2 separate regions of the Homo sapiens genome follow, and region 2 is linked to region 1. The links are chromatin loops, found by intact Hi-C in ENCODE. Cell type or tissue: PC-9. All regions are shown on one strand. Each heading gives the region's core, and the rest is flanking DNA. Links, peaks and the distances in the headings are about the cores only.

Region 1 (9,169 bases), core at 2,749-5,248:
CCCAGTGCTTTCTCACCCCCCAATACCATCCTACCATCCTCAAAGGGAGCCGTTGTGAGGAGCGCAGTTTCTGTCCGTCCAGGTGTGCATTTACCTCTGTATCTGCAGACACATTTTATTAGAAGCAAAAAATGGATTATGCTTTAAGCACGGATCTGCCACTTCCTCTTTTACCTTGAAAGGACGCTGTCCCGGCATCCTCCGGTGTCAGCACATGGACATCCACTGTCCCTTTTCCACCCACGGCAGGGTGTCATCCCACAGCCTGGACACAGGCCTCCTATGCCAAGTGGATTAAACACTTCATGAGAAGAGACTGTCCTTTCCCACATAAAGAGCAAGTGATCGGGCCTGGAGCTGGTGGGGAGAGACTGTCATGTCTCGGAGGACCGGGTAGCGCCAAGATTCTGACCTCTCTGATTTTTTAAGGGGTTTGGGGAAGGTGATGGATCGAGAGGTGACGGGTTCTGGCAAGTGAGAGTTTGGAAAGATGGTGGGGTCTGGAAAGAGATGGGCCTGGGGGGTTTGGGGTCTGGGAGGTGATGCAGAGGGGATGGGTCTGAATCCTCCTCACGATGCAATGCCTAGTCCTGCACGGTCAGGGTCACTCCCAAACAAACCGGGCTGGTCGGATGCAGGCAGCCCTCCCCTCCACAGCTGTGGCTGCCCTCTGCCCACCAGCCTCTGGTTTCCTACATGCCTCTGAGGTGCACCTCTCTGGGCGCCTCCTCATCTGTCATCCAGGTGGGGCAGTGGCGAGTCCCCTCCCTTCCTTCTAAGGCTTAGCAGTTCTGAATCATAGACCAAGACCCGGGGCAGCCAAGAGCTTTTCCTTCCTTTTCCTTTAGGCCCTACTGCTTCAAAAACAGGTCTGTTGCCACAACAGGAACCAATGCACCCAAAGGACACAGTTTGTGTCATGGGCAGCAAGTTTAGGAAACCAACAGGACAGGCCCTGTGGGGTCTGAGGGTTCCTCAGCTTTCCAGACGCCTGCCTGTGAGCTCATTTTCCCCGCCCTTTCTCCCTGTCCTTCAAGAAGCACTCATGGCCCTGCCCATGGGCCAGGTGCTGCGCTAAGCACTACGCACTGAGACGTGAAGTAGCAATTTCCTACTACCCTCCATGCAAACATTCCATTCTTCTTTTGCAGCAAGTTTTTGCATTCTGCTTTGTTGAGTTTTATGGTTTTGATGTGTTTCTTGATCTCATGCTGTTCCTGATCTCCAAGTCCCCTGTGCCAACTCAGAGACATCTGGGCTGGTCCCTGTGCCCTGTTTCTTCTGGCTGTGCTCCAAGTGCTTGGCCCTGGCCAATCATTCCAGTGACAGAAGAAACAGTAACCCTCACTGGACCCTGCTTTCTTCCCCCAGAGGAGAACCCACATTGGCCTTGTCGAAGGTCTCGATGGCCCCACCCTGGAGTGCCTACACCTGCACCTCTCAGGCTCCCACATGTGCCTCCCTGTCCAGCCTGGCTCCCTGTGCTCGCAGAGCCTGTGTGTGACACTAGGGGAGTGTGTTTGAGGCTGAATGAGTGGCCAAGTCACCAGCTGGAAAGAGAAGCTCAGAGAAGGAACGAATTCACCTCTCTATGAGTTCTAAAAGATCATGTGCAGAAATGAAAATAGTTGCCTTGATTTGGAAGAATCGGGGGCATTAGGACAATGCCGTTTTTGTCTGTTTTCTAAGTAAGGGTGCATTTTTTTCCAACAGAAAATAGGAATGCTAAGAAGAAGGGTATCTATCAGGAGAGCCTCCACTGCCACAGTCTCTCTCCTTGACTATAGGGCCAGGCGGCTTCTCTAGAAGGTGGATTCCTGGTCGTCCACGAGGGAGTGACCTCACTCTAAGGGGCGGGGGGGGGGGCGCCTTTGGAGGAAGCCCCAGGTGGAAGTATAAGTTTGAGCAGGAAAGGCCTGGGGCCAAGGTCATTGCAGGATGCATCTGCGAAATTCTGTTATTTACTTAACAACCACTCCAGAGTCTAAGAAGGCAGGCAGCGGCCATCTGAGGGGTGCTGTAAGTGAAACCTGAAGGGAGATGCTTTGCACTGGAGCAAACCAGCCTAGCCCCAAACATGCTGAGACTACATTCCAAAGATCCACTGGCCCAGCCCTGCAGGTCTGATGTTTCGGGCAACGTGGGCCAAATTCCTGGTGCAACTTGCTGGGCAGGTTGTGAGCTCTCCTGTGGAGGCGCAGGGTCCAGTCCCTCTCTGGGGCAGAGAAGGTGGGCTCCAAACAGGGAAGAAGAGGGGTCTTACTCTTGGGGTTCAACAGAGGGAATGGACTAAGTTCAAGGTATGCGGCATACCCTTTGCATTTTGCCTGAGCCCAGCCTGTCCCTGGCCTTTCTGGGTCTGCCCAGGAGCCACCTTCTCACACAGGTCACAGGCCTCCCTGGCCCCAGGACTCACCTGCACTGTCCCCTTGGCCTGGCACACTCCCTCCCTCTTCCTGCACATCCACATTCCATGCAACCTCACAGGCCTTCCTCAAGTTCCGCCGCAGCATCAGTCCTGTTCTCCTCCCCTTCCAGAACTTGCCCCCATGCCTGTTCCTTCTGCCCTGGACTCCTGTGGTTGTTTACATTCTGCCTCCTCCCTGCTCTATCGCCTTCCTCAGACTCACTGTTGATCTCTGTATGTGCACTTGAAGCCTGCAGTGTGTGGTGCGATGCCAGACCCTCCTCCAGGAGACAGCAAGGGGCCTGGTGTGTGCTGTTCCAGTGTCGGGAAGGCTCTCTCCCTTCACCTGGTAACCACTGCTCACCAATCCAAAGGGCCCTTCCTCCCACAAGCTTCCCTATAGGCCAGGCTGGGCCGGTGCTGTACCTGGGCTCCCTGCAGTGTGCTATGCTTGATTAAGATCTGCCTCCCAAGCCTCATAATAAGCTTCAAAGAGGCAGGGGCCCCTCCTCCATGGCAACCCCATCACCCAGCGCTTACTGAACTTGGGCTGGAGGCAGGAGGCTCTACTGAGTTTACTGTTACATCTGCAGAGCGGGCACAGGGGTACCACCCAAGAGGTTCTCAGAAACAGGGCCCCACTGTGCAGCCTGCCCCCACCCCAACTTTGTTCTAGAACAGTTGGTCCATGTGCCACCTACTATGATCTGAATGTCTGTGTCCCCTCCCCAAATTCCTATGTTGAAATCCTAACCCCCAAGATGATGGTATCAGGGCTGAGGCCTTTGGGAGGTGATTAGGTCATAAAGATGGAGGCCTCATGAATGGTATCAGTGTCCTTAGAAAAGTGGCCCCAGAGAGACCCTTCACCTCCTCCACCCTGTGAAGACACAGCAAGAAGGTGCCGTCTGTGAACCAGAAAGTGGACCCTCAACAGACACGGAATCTGCAACACCTTGATCTAGGATTTCCAGCCTCCAGAACAGTGAGAAACAGGCTCCTGCTGTTGACAAGCCTCCTGGTCTACCGTAGTTTATTACAGCAGCCCGAACAGACTAAGACACCGTCTCTGAGCACTTTGCCTGCAGTCATGGACAAAGCATGCCCAGCACAGGCCCTGACCAGGTGCCTCTCAGCCTCACGTGCTGTCCCTCTTGGAAAGAGCTCTCCTAGGGAGCAGGGACTCTGTCTTTCCTACTCACACACCCTCTACCCTCCATCCCCATCCACAAGTCACCCAGACAATGCCAGCCTGTTTTGTGCTCAGAATATCATGAGGACTTTGTCGGACAGTGGCAGAGTGCCACATCTCCCTGGTTCTAGAAAACATGATCCTACAAGAGGGTGGGGAAAAGAGCACATGCGGATCATTGTCCCTGGAGGCAGTGGGCACACGGAGCCCATGGCCCATCAAAGGACAGTGCCCTGGTGAGCAGCCACCACTTCAGATTTTCCAGTTTGTGGATTTTGTGCAGTAGACACAGAGCCTGCCTGCTGGAATCAAGAGGCCTAGTCACCAGCCATGTGGCCTGCGCACATTACCTCCCATTCCTAGCCTGTATGTTGGGTGACACCCACCAGCAAGCCTCTGTGGGATTAAATGAAGCCATGCAGGCAAAGTGCCTGTGGCAGTGCTGGGACTCAGCAAGCCCTCAGTAACAGGTTCCCCTCCTGCGCTGACGCCATGGCAGCTGTGGCTGCCATTCCCCCATCCGCCAGCAGGTGCCCTCACTGCTTCATGCCTTCTATGGAACCCAGGGCTGTGGGTGACTGTGTCTGTGAGAAAAATAAAATCCCTAGGGGGAAGTGCGCGTTCAGGGTAGCTCTCTGAACTCATGTCGGCACCCGGCCTCGCCATCCATAAATGGGGATGATGACCCCCACTTCCTTGTGTTCCCAGAGGTGAAGGTCCCAAGCCCTGTCCACCAGGGCAGGTGCCTGGGGCCACACCTGAGATGACCATGAAGACTGGATTTGGGAGGCTGCCGATGTCTGCATGGAGCTGGCATTTGACTGGCAATTGCCCATCTTGAGCAGGGTTTTCATCGAGGGCTCGGAGCTTTAGAGGTGCAGCGTCACTCAGGTTCAAGGTGCTCAGCAACTCTGTGCCCTTGGGCAGCTACTTAACACTTCTGAGCCTCTGTTAGCTCATCAGTAAAATGGGAGTCATCTTACCTACCTCAAAAACCAATGCACCTACTGTTACGGATGGGCAACTCCTGCCCATTAATCTTTCCCTGAACACGTCCCTCTCCCCACAATCTCCTCCCTCCCCCTGAACACACACAAACTGGAGGTGGTAACCTCTTCCTTCCCCAGGCTGGCTCTGCAATGGCAACTTTCCAATTCCTACTTTGTGGAAACCCACCCAAGGCCACGTTATTAATATTTGACAGAAGCCCCAGACCCACCCTCTTATTCACACCCACTGGGAAGACCAAGGATACTCACTGAGTTATTATTGGCTGAAATTATTTTTTCATATCCTGCTGGAAACCAAAATATGGTCCTGGGCTTCTGATAAGTATCAACCACCTCATTCACCAGCAGGTGGCCCAGAGCACCTGCAGAAGCTGTGCTGGGGAATGAAGACAGGCCCATCTTTACTTACCAATGCCTCTCTCTTACCAATGTCTCTCTCTCTCACCAATGCCTCTGTTTTACAAATGCCTCCTCTCACCAACGCCTCTCTCTCTCTCTCTCACACACCAGTGCCTCTCTCTCACCAGTGCCTCTCTCTGTCTCACCAACGCCTCTCTCTCACCAATGCCTCTCTATTTACCAATGTCTCTCTATTACCAGTGCCTCACTCCTCACCAGTGCTTCTTACATCCAAACAGGGCACTTCCATGTCCTCCTCTGGTGGTCAAGCACAGACAAAGCTGGAGTCATCCACCATTGGCTAAGGTTTAATGAGCACTCACCAGAGGCTGGGCTCTGCTTGGGTGCTGAGCATATGCTAGGGTGGGGAAGGAGAGGGGCAGATGGGGGTGGCTGGAGGATGCCCTGCCGAGGGTAGAGTCTGGTCAGGAAGATGAACGTCGAGCGGAGAACTCCAGGTGGGAGGAGGGGGTCACAGAGATAGGGACAAACCCCCTTGACCCTGGCCGGGCTGCCTTCCTCATCCTCTGAAGCCTCTTTCAGAGATTGCTGCCCCTCTGCCTTATCAAAGGAGGGCTGGGACTGCTGAGCTCCACTGAGTTGCCCCTGGGAGCGAGCTTTCCCCAAAGGCTCAGGCCCAAGTAGGAATGAGTTAGCAACAAAGGCTTGAAATAAGTAGGAAATCACCAAACCAAACCACAAACAAAAGCCCTCCAGGCCAGGTAAGGACATTATTAGGAGTTGATAGGATCTTCTTGTTCTTAATTAGTATGTGCTGATAGGAAATCTCCAAGCAGCTTTCGCTGGACTGCCTGAGGGTCATCTCACCTCTCTTCAGGCTGCGGCTTCCTGTGGCCACCTTGCTTTAAGGCTTGTTCCCAGGACGGTCTCCTGGGGAGGAAGAAGATGTCCTCTCAGAGGCCAGCAGGTCCAACTAACGAGCTATGAGATGCCCAAGGTGGATGAGGACCTGGGCTCCTAAAGTCCCACAGCCCATTGTGTCCAGAGAGATGCTGCCCTGGGGACCCGACACAATGGCACCTTGGTTGCAGCCGTCCGGGCTGGCAGCTCACAGAGGCACAGTGGGGTTTTCTCATTTCAAATGCCTGGCCCCTTTCCAGAGGCACTTAGAATGGCCAGCTGATGGGCGTGCTACTTTTGCTTTGGAAAATGCGTCCACGAATATACTTCTCTCCCTAGGGACTGGGAAGGAGGAAGAATTGTGCAGCAGGGAGAGGTGAAGGCCCCACTGGAGAGAAGGGGAGCCCCTTGTCCTGCCTGCAGCAGCTGCCAATGGAAAGAAAGAAGAGTTGGGAGTCTAAGCTGGAGGTTGCGGGGCCAATTCCCTTTTGGCAGGCGAGAATCCGGACTCGGGCGGATTTCAGGCTTCAGTGTTTGTAGGAGGAAACACAGCAATCACACTATTAATAGTAAATTAAAATAAATGGGCAACTGCTGCATGGTAATACTTTTTTTTTTAAGGCAAAAAATAAAAAATAGTGAAACAGAGAAACAAAACATGAAACACCGGCAGTCAACAGGCAGGCAAAGAACCTGGGGGTGGGGGTAGCAGCGGTCCCACCCTCAAAAGGCCCGGGCTGCCCAGACCAAGAGAAAGCGATGAATCTCTTCTGGTAACGTCCCTTCCTGTCGCATGGATTCAAGGCCGACCTGCCCCAGCACCACCACCAGCAGCCTTCTGCTGGGGCCGGCACAGCTGGGAGCAACCTCCTACTCTCAGGCAGACGCGCAGCACCAAGCAGAGAGGCCCGGTGCAGGATCCCAGCGCCGAACCAGCGCCGGCTCAGTGGACGCGGAAGGGGCCGGCGGCCGCGGCCGGTCCCATCCCCCACTGCAGACCCCCAGCCTGTGGCGGTGGTCCAGTTCCGCCAGGAAACCGCCGCCTGGAGCTGTGGGTCGCGCACATTAACGCATCCAGCGGAAAAATGAAGGAGACCCAAATTCAAAGTTAAAGTAATGGTGACCCGAGAGGTGCCTTGATGAGAAGGTTTGGGGTCCCGGTTACTGATGGTTATCATTCTTACGAGATGCTGGTCACCTACGAAGGGAGAAAGGCACGAGGAGCGCCTGACCAAAGTGGTTTTGCCCTGCTTCCCGCAAGAGGTGGCACCCACGGCTGGAACGCAGGAGTCAGACCCACAGTCCCCAGCTCTGGACGCCCGCAGCGGGGCCTCGAAGAGGTTCAGGGCGGTGCCCGCGGCGCTCGGGCCGGGTCTCCCGGGGCGTGGGGCGGGGGGCGGGGTTGGGCGGCGGCCGGGGCTCCTCCCTCTTCTGCCCCGGGCTCCCCTGCTCTTAACCCGCGCGCGGGGGCGCCCAGGCCACTGGGCTCCGCGGAGCCAGCGAGAGGTCTGCGCGGAGTCTGAGCGGCGCTCGTCCCGTCCCAAGGCCGACGCCAGCACGCCGTCATGGCCCCCGCAGCGGCGACGGGGGGCAGCACCCTGCCCAGTGGCTTCTCGGTCTTCACCACCTTGCCCGACTTGCTCTTCATCTTTGAGTTTGTGAGTGGCTCCTGGCCGGGGAAGGGACGGGGTGGGCTGAGCCGTGCGCTCTCTCGGGCGCCCAGCACAGCTGTCGGACGGGATCCGCTAGCTGCGCAGGTTCTGGGAGCATCGGGGCAGCAGGCGCAGGGCGGGGACTAAGCCAGGGAAGTCCCCTCCCACCTCCGGTCCTTTGTGCCCTTCTAGACCAACAGAATGAGGGGAACAGTCTACAGGACTATGGAGGAAAAACTGGGTTCCCAACTGGGGTCAGATGTAGGCAGCGGGGCAGGGGGGGACGGCTCTTGGTTCGCTGGTCCCAAAGCTGCGCGCGGGGCCCACTTGACGCGCGCAGCGCCACCGAAGCTCCCGCCGCGCTTTGCGCGGTTGGGTAGAAGTGCGCAGCTTTTACAAGGGAGAAGGTTTCGTTAAAAAAGAAAAAAAAATCAGCAAGAGAAACATTAGTATTACCAACCGAGATTTGGAGATGAGAGGGAGCTGAATCCGGTTTATTTTCTTCTGGCCTTTTAAAGTTTCTGGCGAGGGAACGTATTTGCGACCAATTCGATCTGGAAATGAGGCCATCGTTTGCTTGGCCGCAGTCCTTCTGCCCCGTGTGCGGGGTGGGGGTGGAGGAGATGGGGGGTGGGGGGTGGGGGGTGGCGGCGAGAGCGATCCGCGCGCCTCGACTGACCTTGGGCAGGCCCGGGGCCTCTGCACCTGCGGTCGGTCCCGCCTTGCACGCACGGTCTCTGCCTGAGGCTGCAGGAAAGCGCTTCCTACTGAGAACTCCTGATAAGCGCTCACGGTGTCGCGAAGCCGAAGTGACCTCCCTCAGCCTCAACTCCCCGGGGGCCGCTGGCCTTCACCTGGGAGGGGTGTGCCCTGTATGTCCTGTGGGTGCGGTCCGTCACCGCCTGAGGGACACCTTTTCCGGCACCCCACCCTCAGAAGTGTCAGCGTGGAGAGTTGGGCGGGAAAGAAAATGTCGGAGCCTGGCTGTTTAAAAATTGGACCCCAGGTTGTTATTGCCTGATTGGAGGGGGAGGGTGTGAATACCAAAGGGAGCAGGTCAGTTCATCCAAAGAGGGCTTGCGGGCAGAGGCTAAGAGGGCTGCGGCGGCCTGGGAGCAGGGCTACCATTGAACTTAGGGTGAAAGTCCAGTCGAACCCAAACCTGGGTGGAACCGGTGACTTGAAATCCTAGGGATAGGCGGAATCAAAGCAGTTACATTTAGAAGAAACCCTGGACGCCAATGAACGCAGCCCCACCGTTTACAGAGAGCCAGCCCCCCGCTGGCCTCCTTTTAGAAGTTCAGCATACAAGAAGGAGTGCCCCTGAGAGTAGGAACAGTCCAGTTAGACGGGGCGATCTGATCTGCGGGAAAGGTGACCGGAGACTCCCACCCAACCCGCCAATGCTGCAGAAATTACAGGGGCGTGGGAAACCTTGGAACCATCTACTACTGGCAGCTTGCTCTTCCAGCGTGGCTTTGTGGCCTGCCGGTAGCGGGGCTTCCAGAAGAAACAACTCCCCCTCGCCCAGAACGCTTCTCTCAGCTGACTTAGAAAGTCACTTCTCCACCTCACCCCTGTTCCCCACCTCCCTTCCTCACTTCCCAGGAGACCCGCAATGCATAGTCATCTCCAGGCATCTTCCACA
Region 2 (2,500 bases), core at 1-2,500, 150 kb before region 1:
TCTCTGCCCGCAACAAGGGCACCTGCCAACTGATGGAGACACTGACAGTGCACGGAGAGGCAAACCCAGGGATAGAGGGGCGCAGGACCCGGGCCCTGGCACACAAGGAAGTACCCAGTGGTTGAGGCAAAGACCCCAATCACAGAGAAAAGGCTTGTTCCTACACACAGCAAATTAAACTGGCCAGGCAATAAGAAGAAACACAGGGTCCTTCTCCTGTTCTTGGTGTGAAGATGGCCTTTCCCAGCACAGAGCCCTGAGGGGCAGCCTGGGCGGGCATCTGGGCCCCCAGAGTTTGGGTCCTCAGGGGCTGTCCAGAGGCCAAGGGCAGGCCAACGTTCCCAGGTGCACTGAGTGAGCAGCAGCGATGACTCCTGAAGCCTGGGGCGTGGGAACTGCCGCTGAGGGACCTTCCCAGCAGCCCACAGAAGGCCCTGGAGGAAAACACCCCACTTACAACGCACCAAGGAGAATGCCCAAAAGCCCAAGATAAACCCAGTGAGAGAGCAGAACTTACACAGTCAGAGCTCAGGCCCGGCATTCAACTCCTTGTGGTTGCTCAGGTGTTGACCAAGGCCTGCAGCAGCTGGGCCTCCTGGGATCCTCACCAGGGACTGGCTCTGGTGCTCAGGGCGTCTCCTCCCTCAGGAAGCCGAGCTCATCCGGAACATTCAGGAGCTGCTGAAGAGAACCATCATGCAAGCAGTGAGCCAGATCCGGTGGGTAGAGGGCTGCCCAAGGGATGATTCCTGACCCTACCCACAGCTGGTCCTGGGGCAAGGCATTGAACGACAGGACCCTGAGACTCAGAGCCAGCAGGGGCTGCCCCAGGTCACAGTGGAGCGCAGGACTGGGTGGGGGAGGTTCCGGCGCAGCCTGAGGTTGAGTGGCCAGAGCCCAGTGCCACATCTGATCTGCAGCCTCCCAGCCTGGGCCGCAGCTCCTGGTCACTGCTGAGCACGAGGGCTGCCCGGGACAGGCCCACCCAGAACTCCCTCCTGAGGCAGGCATTGGGGCCCAGCCTGCAGCACAGAGGGTCCCCAGCAGGGCCCTCCCTGGGCACACATCAAGGCCCTGCCCCACCCCGCCCCAGACTGAACCGGGAGCACAAGGAGACCTGCGAGATGGACTGGTCAGACAAGATGGAGGCCTACAACATCGACGAGACCTGCGGGCGCCACCACAGCCAGAGCACCGAGGTGCAGGCTCATCCGTACTCCACCACCTTCCAAGAGAGGTGGGCCCCAGCTCTGCCCCTGCACTTGCCCTGGCTGTGGTCTCGCCTCCCTCTGCCTGGGGGCCCCAGCGGCGCTGCTTTCACCAGCCTGGCCCGGAGGCCCTCGCCCCCGAGGGCACTTGGGCAACTGTCTGCCCCTGGCATGAGCAAGCGACCAAGACCTCCTCAAATGTCCAGCGCGTGCACAGCCTGGCTGCCGGCAGACAGGACAGAGTAGGGTGGGGTCAGACCCAGGCGCTGGCAGGATTGCGTTTCCGCCCAAGGCCAGCAGAGGGAGCCTGACCACCGCCCACTAGAGGGCGGCAAACTCCTGGGAGCAAAAAGAGGGCGCGGGCGCTGGGTACTAGGGAAGGGGGGCTGCGGGGGCCGGAGGTGCTGCAGAGGGGGCCTCCGGGGCAGCGGTGCTGGGAACGGGGTCGCGGGGGCACGAGGGGACTAAGTGCCCGGGGTGGGTAGGGTGTGGGGGGACTCAGAGAAGTTGTGGCCAGGGGGCACTCGGGGGCAGGGAGCCTGAGGGACTGGGCTTTGTGGGGCAGCATGGGGTGCATCGGAGTCCATGCACGTCCTCCAGGAGCATGGGGCGCGGACAGGGCATGGGGGCGCAGCAGGGCTCCCAGCCTTCGGCAGAGCCTCCCCGACCCTCTCCTGGCTGTCCCCCGCCCCGCAGCGCCTCCACCCCGGAGACCCGGGCCAAGTTCACGCAGGACAATCTGTGCCGTGCCCAGCGCGAGCGCCTGGCCTCGGCCAACCTGCGGGTGCTGGTGGACTGCATCCTTCGCGACACCTCCGAGGACCTGCGGCTCCAGTGCGACGCCGTGAACCTGGCCTTCGGGCGCCGCTGTGAGGAGCTGGAGGACGCGCGGTACAAGCTGCATCACCACCTGCACAAGGTGGGGCACCCTGAACCCCGAAGACGGCCCCCTCTCATCACCTGGCCTGGGCCCTCAACACCTTTCTCCTCTGTCCCATTTATCCCGAGGGACCCCAGAAGCAAGTGTCTCCTCTCCGTAAACCTATGTAAAACCAGGTGACACTGGGTATGATCGACCGGTGTTGCCACCCCTATGACTCAGCAGGAGGAGCTGTGGGGAGGATGGAGGCAGGAGGTGGTCTGGGGAACACTGACCGCCCGGGAGGTCCCCAAGAGTCCTGGCCTGGCAGGCAGGGCTCTGAATCTAGGGTCTCAGCGTGGCCTTTACCACCTCTGAGTCCCCAGTCCTTGAGCAGGATTCAGGTCCTGGTGACCACCAAGGATGGGGGTTC

What was found. Hi-C counts contacts between places; a loop is a spot of excess contacts. Peaks named below come from ENCODE experiments on the same cell type or tissue, not always from the same donor. Only the 100,000 strongest peaks of a DNase experiment are listed, where the experiment ranks them.
Region 2: it touches region 1 in a loop (16-fold over the local background); 1 of 110 quality-filtered maps calls a loop at or near these places.

The regions. Positions count from the first base shown.
Region 1 is chr2:95,018,359-95,027,527 of GRCh38, forward strand. MAL-AS1 (MAL antisense RNA 1) reads right to left here and starts at 8,671. Exons shown (of 8, transcript XR_007087136.1): 1 at 8,201-8,671; 2 at 7,982-8,075; 3 at 5,837-5,899; 4 at 4,859-4,985. It overlaps MAL (mal, T cell differentiation protein (MAL blood group)), which reads left to right and starts at 7,350. Exons shown (of 4, transcript NM_002371.4): 1 at 7,350-7,527. The coding sequence starts at 7,435. RefSeq lists enhancers at 3,727-4,227, 7,734-8,457 and a silencer at 7,250-7,379. In PC-9, for the core only: CTCF peaks have their summits at 4,129, 4,335, 4,997 (motif pointing right) and 5,197; DNase peaks (open chromatin) are centred at 4,123 and 4,963; H3K4me3 peaks cover 200 bases; H3K27ac peaks cover 697 bases.
Region 2 is chr2:94,872,872-94,875,371 of GRCh38, forward strand. It overlaps TEKT4 (tektin 4), which reads left to right. Exons shown (of 6, transcript NM_144705.4): 2 at 649-719; 3 at 1,094-1,237; 4 at 1,905-2,127. It overlaps LOC442028 (a long non-coding RNA gene), which reads right to left. Exons shown (of 10, transcript NR_037597.1): 9 at 518-681. Among named protein-coding and RNA genes, the nearest start is that of TEKT4, 2.7 kb to the left of the region's middle. RefSeq lists an enhancer at 797-1,658. In PC-9, for the core only: CTCF peaks have their summits at 1,515 (motif pointing right) and 1,722; no DNase peak of the experiment used is centred there.